Linked DNA regions of Homo sapiens: region 1 is linked to region 2. Evidence: chromatin loops called from intact Hi-C (ENCODE). Cell type or tissue: mammary epithelial cell. All regions are shown on one strand. Region 1 overlaps PKD1L3 (polycystin 1 like 3, transient receptor potential channel interacting). Region 2 overlaps LOC105371334 (a long non-coding RNA gene).

Region 1 (5,000 bases), 350 kb before region 2:
CTTTGGGAGGCCAGGGCGGGCAGATCACGAGGTCAGGAGATCGAGACCATCCTGGCTATAACACAGTGAAACCCCATCTCTACTAAAAATACAAAAACTAGCCGGGCGTGGTGGCTCCTTCCTGTAGTCCCAGCTACTTGGGAGGCTGAGGCAGGAGAATTGCTTGAACCTGGGAGGTGGAGGTTGCAGTGAGCCAAGATCACACCACTGCACTCCAGCCTGTGCAAGAGAGTGAAACTCTGTCTCAAAAAAAAAAAAAAAAAAAAAAAAAAAAAAAAAAAAAAAAAAAAAAAGATTTTGACGAGAGAAATTTAAGTGGTTTCATGACAAACACAGACCCTTGGGGAAAATAGCATCATTACAGTAAAGGAGGAGGTTTGCCGAATAGTTGTGAGGTGAAATCAAACAGGTTGAATAATCAGGTGTCCCAGAGGACAGGGGTGTGAACGGCTGAAGTTAGCAGAGAAATTAGTGATAAAACACTGGTTGGGAAAAGGATGAGCTCTCAGGGCCTATGGCTCTGTGAAGTGGAGATGAGGCCTGTGAAGCGGAGATGAGACTAAGTAGAGTGAGAAGTCATTAATGTAAATGATAAAGACTACAACCCATTTATGCCCCCTGATGATGAAAGGCAGATGGGATATTTGAAAAGGTGGCAAGCCACTGTCACATATGGGACAGAGAAAGGTTATAAAATGTGTAGATACATACTTATCTATTCATAGGTGAGAAAGGTTTGCAGTCTGGTGTCTGGTACATGAACTCCCTTAGAAGTTGGGAAGGGAAAGATAAGATCTACTCTCTTTTCTTTTTGTTTTTTTTGACAGAGTCTCATTCTGTCACCCAAGCTAGAATGCAGTGGTGCAATTTCAACTCACTGCAGCCTTGACCTCCCGGGCTCAAACAATCCTTCCACCTCAGCCTTTCAAGTAGCTCAGGACTACAGGTGCACACCACCACGCCCAGCTAATTTTTATATATTTTGTAGAGTTGGGATTTTGCGACGTTGCCCAAGCTGTGCTCAAATGCCTGAGCTCAAGCAATCCACCTGCCTCAGCCTCACGCAGTGCTGGGATTGTAGGTGTGCATCACCATGTCTGGCCTCAACTTTCTTTCCTTTCCTTAGTTCTTGCCTTGCAATGAAACAGTTCATTTACTTGGACAGTTTACTAATGGTCTGAGATTACGTCTTACTACAGACAACTGATTCAAGCCCATCTCCCTAATGTGGTTATCTTCATTTTACTATAGGTATGTCAGCCAGGTAATTGTCTGTGACATGGCAGTTAAGAGGAAGTGGCATTTCCTGTGCAATTGCTGGCTGGCTGTGGACCTCGGAGACTGTGAGCTTGACCGGGTCTTCATCCCAGTTTCAAAGAGAGAGCTCTTTTCCTTTAGGTACTGTTGGAAAATTACTATTAACAGTGAATATTGATGTTCACTATTAATTGAATTGTTCACGATTGAATTGTTTTTAATGCAAATTAACATTTTATTAATGTATTATTTCAAACATACATAAGCATTACTGTTGTGGTTGTAACTGGTGTAACCATTACCTTAAAAATCAGAAGGAAGACAAAAAGAGATTCGAAGTATAAAAATTATAAATATTGCCCTTATTTTCTGAAACTGTTTACCTAGAGAATCATTTATAAATTTACTAAGATATCTAGGAATAAAAGAATCACTCAGATCAATGGAATATAAAAAGGATACCACTACTTCGATGATACAAATATTTATGAGAACAAAATATAAAAATAAAGGAAAGTATTAGAGGGCTGTAGCCTTCAACTGACTTTCAAAGACACTAGTAAACTGGCCAGGCACCGTGACTCATGTTTGCAATCCCTGCACTTTGGGAGGCTGAGGCAGGCAGATCACTTGAGGTCAGGAGTTCAAGACCAGCCTAGCCAACATAGCAAGACCTACTAAAAATACAAAAATTAGCCAGGCGTGGTGGTGCACACCTGTGATCCCAGCTACTCGGGAGGCTAAGGTAGGAGAACTGCTTGAACCTGGGAGGCAGAGGTTGCAGTGAGCCAAGATTGCCACTGCACTCCAGCCTGGGCAACGGAGCGAAACTCCATCTCAAAAAATGCAAAGATGTTAGTAAACCAAAATAATTAAAGCAATGTACTGGTGAATTCACAGACCAGGAGAACGGTATAATATACGTATCAACTTCTGTATCTTTCTAGGTATCCATGTATCTTTCTATGTCTCCTGAATGCTAAAGATGAGAATATTCCTAGGAGAATATACCTCTGCTATCTGACCTCCTTCTTACCTTCAGCTTTCTGGTTCAATATTACGGCTCTCGGCTTTTTCCTCATGGGAACAAGATGATTGCAAGAGGCCCACACACCATGTCCTAGCCGGGCATGGTGGCTCACACCTGTAATCCCAGCACTTTGGGAGGCCGAGGTGGACAAATCACTTGAGGCCAGGAGTTTGAGACCAGCCTGGCCAACATAGCAAAACCCCATCTCTACCAAAGTACAAAAATTAGCCAGACTTGGTAGCATGAGACTGTAGTCCCAGCTACTTGGAAGGCTGAATCAGAAGAGTGGCTTGAACCCAGGAAGCGGAAGTTGCAGTGAGCCGAGATACAGCCACTGTGCTCCAGCCTCAGTGGCTCTATCAACCAAACACCACGTCCTTACATTAAAATGCCTAAAGGCAAAAAAACATGGAACTGTTTCTTCTGGTACTTGACTCCCAGAACAAACAAGAAATGTGTATTTCTTTGTTAAGATCTGCTCCAATTACAATTGCGGCATATAAGAAATTACTCCCAAAACTGAGTGGATTAAAACAACCATGTTACTTTTCTCCTGGTTTTGTGGGTCAGAAATTCAGTGAGGCCATGGCTGGGGAGTTTTCCCTTGGGATCTTTCATCCTGGCTGGGTCTGTTACTCATCTGTAAGCTCCTCTGTGTTAGATTTCCAAAAATGATTCGCTCACAAGGTCAGCAGGGGGCGCTGGCTGTCAACTGAGAGCTCATCTGTGGCTGTCAACAAAGCACCTATGTATGGCTTCTGCGTGGCAACCTCAAGAGAGTGGCATTTTTCACAGGGGTGGCTGTCTCCCTCCAGAATGGGCAGTTCAACAGAACTAAGTAGGGGCTTTAGCCTTTTATGTCCTAACTTTGAAAATCAGATTCAAGGAGAAGGGCCAAGGTACGGTGTCTCACTCCTGTAATCCCAACATTTTGGGAGGCTGAGGTGGGCAGATCACCTGAAGTCAGGAGTTCGAGACCAGCCTGGCCAACATGGTAAAACCCCTTCTCTACCAAAAATACAAAAGTTAGCCATGCGCAGTGGTGCACGCCTGTAGTCCCAGCTACTGGGGAGGCTGAGGCAGGGAAGTTGAACCCGGGAGGTCAAGGCTGCAGTGAGCTGAGATCACGCCACTGCACTCCAGCCTGTGCGAAGGAGTGAAGACTCCATCTCAAAACAAAACAGAGAAAACAAATAAGTCTTGAAACTAAAAATCATGGACTCTCAGCAAGAAGTGGGAAAAAAAAAATGAGATCCTGTCTCTAAAAAACAAACCAAAAATATATGTTTTAAATTGTGTGTTGCTTGTGTATAGGAATAAACTGGTAGAAATTTTCTCTCCTTCACCAAAACTTAAGGGGTAGCGAATACTATTTCCCCTCCCTAGACCTGATACAGTTCTAGGTTTGTTTTGTTTTGATTTTTGAGATAGGGTCTCACTGTGTTTGCCAAGCTGGTCCCAAACACCTAGGCTCAAGCAGTCCTCCCACCTCAGCTTCCCGAGTAGCTAGGATTACAGGCATATACCATTGCATCCAAAGTTCTAGTATTTTTAAAACATATATAGACATATTTATTCAAACATACTCATTTTTGTTGCAGAAATGTGATTTTTTATCTGTTTAATCTCTGTGTTTCCAATAGAGGAAAGACTGTGAGTTTAATTCTCCTTCAGTTATGTAAGTTTTTACCGTATAGACATATTTTATATGTCTATTGGATGTTTATTAGGAGCATTTAAGTGTATGTTATTTCTTCTGGATACTTTTTTTTTTATTATATAGGTCTCCCTTTGATCCTGTTGACACTTTGTATCTTAAATTCCATTTTATATTAACTAAAGAAAGTTGACATACTGATATTATTTCTATTGTTTGTTCTTATCTTTTTACTTTCAGCCCTTTTTATGGTTTTGCTTAGAGTTATGTCTTGCAAGCAACATATAACTGGATGTTTAAAAAACCAGATCTAATAATCTCTTTTAATACATGAGTTTAATATGTTTACATTAACCATGATTACCAATCCATTTGGACTTAATTTACCATATTATTTTGCATTATTTGTTATAATCCATTCTCTTTCCTTTATCTACTTTCCACATTGTCAAATTGACAGGTTTTGTAGTTTTTTTTGGTTTTTTTTTTTTAAGGTTCTCTGCCTCTTGGTTTGTTGGTTGGTTGGTTGTTTCTTTCAGATGGGGTCTTGCTCTGTCACCCCAGCTGGAGTGCTGTGACATGGATCACAGCTCACTGTAGCCTCAACCTCGCCAGCCTCAGGTGATCCTCCCACCTCAGCTTCCTGAGTAGCTGGGACTACAGGTGTGTGCCACCATGCCTGGCTAATTTTAAAACTATTTTTGTAGAAACAGGGTCTCACCATGTTGCCCAAGCTAGTTCTTGAACTCCTGGGTTCAAGTGATCTGCATGTCTTGGTCTCCCAAAGTGCTAGGATTACAGGTGTGAGCCACCATGCCTGACCACTTCTTGTATTTTTAATCTTTGCTGGTTTAGAAACTATACATTGTATTTTTTCCTCTTTCTCCTCTTGTTTTTCCACTTCCTGCTTCTGTTCCTCTTCTTCCTCTTCTAATTCTTTTTATTGGTTACTTTTAATTTTTAACACACTTTTTCTCCATATTAATTTTCTAAGAATAACGTTTCTTCTGCCTGAACATGACAAAGAATTAGCAATGCTTTAACCGTTCTTGAGTA
Region 2 (5,000 bases):
TGGGCTCAAGCGTTACTCCTGCTTCAGCCTCCCAAACTGCTGAGATTATAGGAGTGAACCACCATGCTTGGAAACATTAGTTCTTACAAATTAATTCTATGTACTCAAGGAGATGACAGGGATCTTTTATTTTCTGTTGCAACTTATAACATCATTAGGTACAGTAAAAGTAAAACAATCCACTGGGTGTGGTGGTGCATGCCTGTAATCCCACCTACTTGGGAGGCTGGGGCAGGAGAATCTCTTGAACCAGGTAGGTGGAGGTTGCAGTGAGCCGAGATCATGCCACTGCACTCCAGCCTGAGCAACAGAGTGAGACTCTGTCTCTAATATGTGTAATTTTTGATAAATTAATCAACCACACAAGTAAGGACGGAGTAAGTAAGGTAGTTGAGAGTTAAAGCCTAGTGAACATCTGATGAGTTTATTTTATTTGTGGAAGAGAAGTTTAGGAACCAATCTTCTGACCTCTCTTTTGCCTTAATTAAAAATATAACACCTTTTGGTTATTCTGCTGTTCTTCCAGGAATCTTCGGACAGACATTATGCATACAGTGGAAAGTTACAAAAAGGGAGTTATTTTCTGAGAAAATCCCCCGAGTAAACTTTAACCAAAGCAAAGAGTGTAAGTGGCAGATGACCAAAGAGTAGAGAATAGGAAAGTACTTGTCACTGGTATATTAAAAATAATTTTCCAAAAAAGAAACTCTCGCCCGGATGTGGTGGCTCAAGCCTGTAATCCCAGCACTTTGAGAGGCCGAGACAGGCAGATTGCTTGAGGTCAGGAGTTCGAGACCAGCCTGGCCAACGTTGTGAAACCCTGTCTCTACTAAAAATACAAAAATTAGCCGGGTTTGGTGGCGTGCGCCTGTAATCCCAGCTACTCAGGAGGCTGAGGTAGGAGAATCACTTGAACCCGGGAGGCGGAGGTTGCAGTGAGCCGAGATCGGGCCACTGCACCGCAGCCTGGGAGAGAGAGCGAGACTCCCATCTCAAAAAAAAAAAAAAAAAAGAAAAAAAGAAAGAAACTCTCACATAGATATAAAATGAACATGTTCAAGATTTTCTTTAACTCAATGATCATTGAAGAAATCAAGCAGATATTACAATAGGTTCAAAAAATAGACCCATTTGTAGACCAGGAATAATGAAATAAATGTGCAAATGGAGGCAAACGGATTTTTTTTTTTACAGAGGGTAAGCAAAATCAATTGACTTTCTACTAGACAGAACATAATTTGCATGTTTATAAACAATAATTTTTTTTTTGCATTGCCAGCAATTAGCTATTTTGTAAAATAGCTCAAAGTCAATGAAAGACTAGAGTCAGATACCCTGGAGGAGTATTCTCTAGACAATGAAGTTTTTCACTGAAGTTCAAGTGGAAAGGCATTGGTTTTCCTCCAGCTGGAAAGGTGAGATATTAAACGGTCTGGGAGCTTTGGGGTTTGGGAAAATCTGGGTTTGAGGCTAGTCCGGAGAAGAAGTAGCGCCTCCCGGTGATTCTGATTCAGCAGGCTGGGAACAGAGCCCGGGCATCTGTGTTTTCGAATAGCTCCATCAGGCACCCTAATTAAGAACCGGTGTGTTAATTTAGCACTCAATATTCCATCCTAAAGGAGAATCTAATGTAAGAATAATCCAAATATTTACCTAAGTTTTTCTTTAAACAAATAAACATTTCTATTGATTTTGGGTACAGGCAATGGCATTTGGGGACAGAGCTGACTTTTCCCATTTGGTTTCTTTGAATGGTTTCTTTCAGCCTTCACTTATGAGGGAGGCAGTCCTTAGGTATGTGGATCAAGGGGGAAATCCTTGCACATTCCCCGCGAGATCTTTTGATTCTCTTCCCCACTCAGCACATCCTGTGCTTGCTGTCAGACCCTAGACTCAAGCTCTGGTGGCAGAGGGGACTTCTGGCTGGGTTAGTTCCTACGCAGGCGCTCTAGGTGGGAAAGGGAGCCTGCAGGGGGCCCAGAGCTGGCCAGCAGGGGGCAGCACAGGCTCAGGCTGGGAGGCGCGGGAGCCCATAGGATGCCGTCTTCCTCAGTTTCGAGAATCCCCTCCCCCGACTCAGCCTGGGTGACCAGAGTTCTCTCATCCAGCTGTGAAACAACGCCTGGAGTTCACTATTTAGGTTCACTAAATAGGTTCACTATTTCCTGAACTTCGCCTAATACACAGGTGAGACTGAGCTTGGGAAATCACTCACCCTCCCTCTGCCCAAAATGCAACCCTCTCGCTTGCAAAATGGGGATAATTGTACCTACTTCATAGGCTTAAATAAGTAATATGCATAACACACTGGAGCAGTGCCTAACATATATTTAAACTACACATGTATTAGCTATTCTTTTATTTTATTTAAAATTTTTTTTAGAGACAGGGGTCTTACTATATTGCCCAGGCTGGTCTTGAACTCCTGGGTTCAAGCCATCCTCCTGCCTCAGCCTCCAAAGTCCTGGGATGACAGGTGTGAGCCCCCGCGCCTGGCCTGTATTAGCTATTGTTATTGCATTGCTACCGCTTATCAGGCACTGTGGATGCCACTGTGATGCAAGGAAGAGAAATAAGATAGCCGTGCTGGCTGAGAGCTCACAGCCTCATGAGAGAGGCAGCTAAGTAAATTCTTTGTGACACTGGGAAGAAAAAGATGAGCATGAGATGTGGGCAGGGTATGGAGGCAGAAGTAACCAAAAGTCTTTGGGAGGCTGAGGCAGGCAGATCATCTGAGGTCAGGAGTTCGAGACCAGCCTGGCCAACATGGAGAAACCTTGTCTCTATTAAAAATACAAAAATTAGCTGGGTGTGGTGGTGTGCGCCTGTGGTCCCAGCTACTCGGGAGGCTGAGGTAGGAGAATCACTTGAATCCAGGAGGTGGAGGTTGCAGTGGGCAGAGATCACCCCACTGCACTCCAGCCTGGGCAACAGAGCAAGACTCTCAAAAAAAAAAAAAAAAAGGAACCAAAAGCAACGAAGGAGTGAAGGGAGAGCATTCCCTTCGCCCTCTGAAGGGTTGCTGAAAATTAACTGACAAAAGGCAGATTAATAGGAGAAATAGAAATTTATTAATGTGTCGGAGAGTCTTACAAAATATAAGATCTCAAAGAAAGGGAAGAGGGTTGTATGCCTTTTTTTTTTTTTTTTTGGAGACAGAGTCTCGCTGCCGCCCAGCCTGGAGTACAATAGTGTGATCTTGGCTCACTGCAACCTTCGCCTCCCAGGTTCAAGCAATTCTCCTGCCTCAGCCTCCAAGTAGCTGGGATTACAGGTGTGTGCCACCAAACCTGACTAATTTTTGTATTTTTAGTAGAGAAGAGGTTTCACGATGTTGGCCAGGCTGATCTCAAACTCCTGACCTCAAATGATCCACTCGCCTTGGCCTCCCAAAGTGCTGGGATTACAGGCGTGAGCCACTGCGCCCGGGCTGGGTTGGCGCGCCCAGGCTGGGTTGGATGCTTTTATACCATCTTGAGGTTACAGGAAGAATAGGGGTTGGACTCTGGCACAACAGACTATGGGAGAGGGAAAGGAGCAGGCCTGGCTAGCGAAGGTAGTCTTGTTATGTAGCTAAAGTTTCACAGGTAACCACTCTCAGAGAGAATAGATATGAATGTTTCTTTCAAACCTTTATTTTTTATTTTTATTTTTTGTAGAGATGGCGGGGGGGGGGTCTCACTATGTTGCCCAGGGTGGTCTCGAACTCATGGGCTCAAGTGATCTGCCAGCCTTGGCCTCCCACACAGCTAACCCCTTTCAAACCTTTAAAGGTATTAGACACTTACTTAACCTTCCCTAGATTTGGACAAAGGAGGGCTTCAGAGAAAGCCTGGCTGCATCAAGGCAGATTTTCTCTATAGATAAAAATCTCTCCCACAAAAGACGGCTTTTCAGCTATTCTTGTATTTCCAGTTCTTCTGAATAGCCAGCTTGAAATGTGTCAAAGAAGTATATTTTGGGGCAAAAGTTTTTCGTTTCCTTTAGTGACTTCCAGGAGAGAGAGTGCTTAAGGAGAGTTTTTAGGAATGAGTAGGACTGTAATCCTTCCTTTTTTTTTTTTTTTTTTTGAGATGGAGTCTTGCTCCATGGTCCAGGCTGGAGTGCAGTGGCAGGATCTCAGCTCACTGCAACCTCTGCCTCCCGGGTTCAAGCAATTCTCCTGCCTCAGCCCCCTGAGTAGCTGAGATTACAGGCATGTGTCACCACACCCAGCTAATTTTTGTATTTTTAGTAGAGATGGGGTTTCACCATGTTGGCCAGGCTGGTCTCGAACTCCTGACCTCAAGTGATCCACCTGCCTCAGCCTCCCAAAGAACTGGGATTACAGGCATGAGCCACCACTCCCGGCCCTGTAATCCTTACGTTTGAACCACAAGGGAAGAAGTAAAGGGAAAAAAGGCAGAAGAGGGAGGCAGGGGTCAGATTATAAGAAGCCTGCAAAGCCAGGCATATGCAGTTAGTCATTTCTCCTACTCTTCTCACCCAAGACACAGTCTGACTCCTTCCTGGCAACCTGAAAATGATCTGTCTAAGATCATTGACATCTTCCAAACACAAATGACACGTTTCAATCTTGAACTTACTCAGCTTCTCTGTAATAAAAATTTTACAGCTACCAGTAGCAGCTGACATTCATTGAGAACCTGACATTCACCGAGTATTTTGAGCATCTGTAGTTCATTGAATATTTATTTGACCATCAGTGACTCATTGTTCTCAGGCAATGAGTCACTGATCGTGTATTCTCTCTGGGTCTGTGGTCTCCAAGCAGGTGCACACAACCTCTCAATGTGGTGAAGGGAAAAAATCCTAGACCTCTATTTAATCTGGAAATATTGTCTTTTTGGGAATCTCTTTTTCTGTATCTGATTTATAATGTAAATGGTATGTTAATACAGCAGTTCATAGATATAATTTATAAATACATGTGTTCATGTTGGGGTTAGGTTTGAGAGTACAGGCTGTATGGAGCCACCAGAGATGGCTTTTAATCAGAG

The links. Hi-C counts contacts between places; a loop is a spot of excess contacts. Peaks named below come from ENCODE experiments on the same cell type or tissue, not always from the same donor. Only the 100,000 strongest peaks of a DNase experiment are listed, where the experiment ranks them.
Region 1: it touches region 2 in a loop (16-fold over the local background); 5 of 110 quality-filtered maps call a loop at or near these places.

Annotation. Positions count from the first base shown.
Region 1 is chr16:71,959,603-71,964,602 of GRCh38, reverse strand. It overlaps PKD1L3 (polycystin 1 like 3, transient receptor potential channel interacting), which reads left to right. Exons shown (of 30, transcript NM_181536.2): 16 at 1,252-1,398. Among named protein-coding and RNA genes, the nearest start is that of PKD1L3, 38 kb to the left of the region's middle. In mammary epithelial cell, a CTCF peak has its summit at 2,992 (motif pointing right); a DNase peak (open chromatin) is centred at 2,992.
Region 2 is chr16:71,608,189-71,613,188 of GRCh38, reverse strand. LOC105371334 (a long non-coding RNA gene) reads left to right here. Exons shown (of 3, transcript XR_933717.2): 2 at 1,280-1,415. Among named protein-coding and RNA genes, the nearest start is that of MARVELD3, 15 kb to the left of the region's middle. In mammary epithelial cell, a CTCF peak has its summit at 1,981 (motif pointing right); no DNase peak of the experiment used is centred here; H3K4me3 peaks cover 195 bases.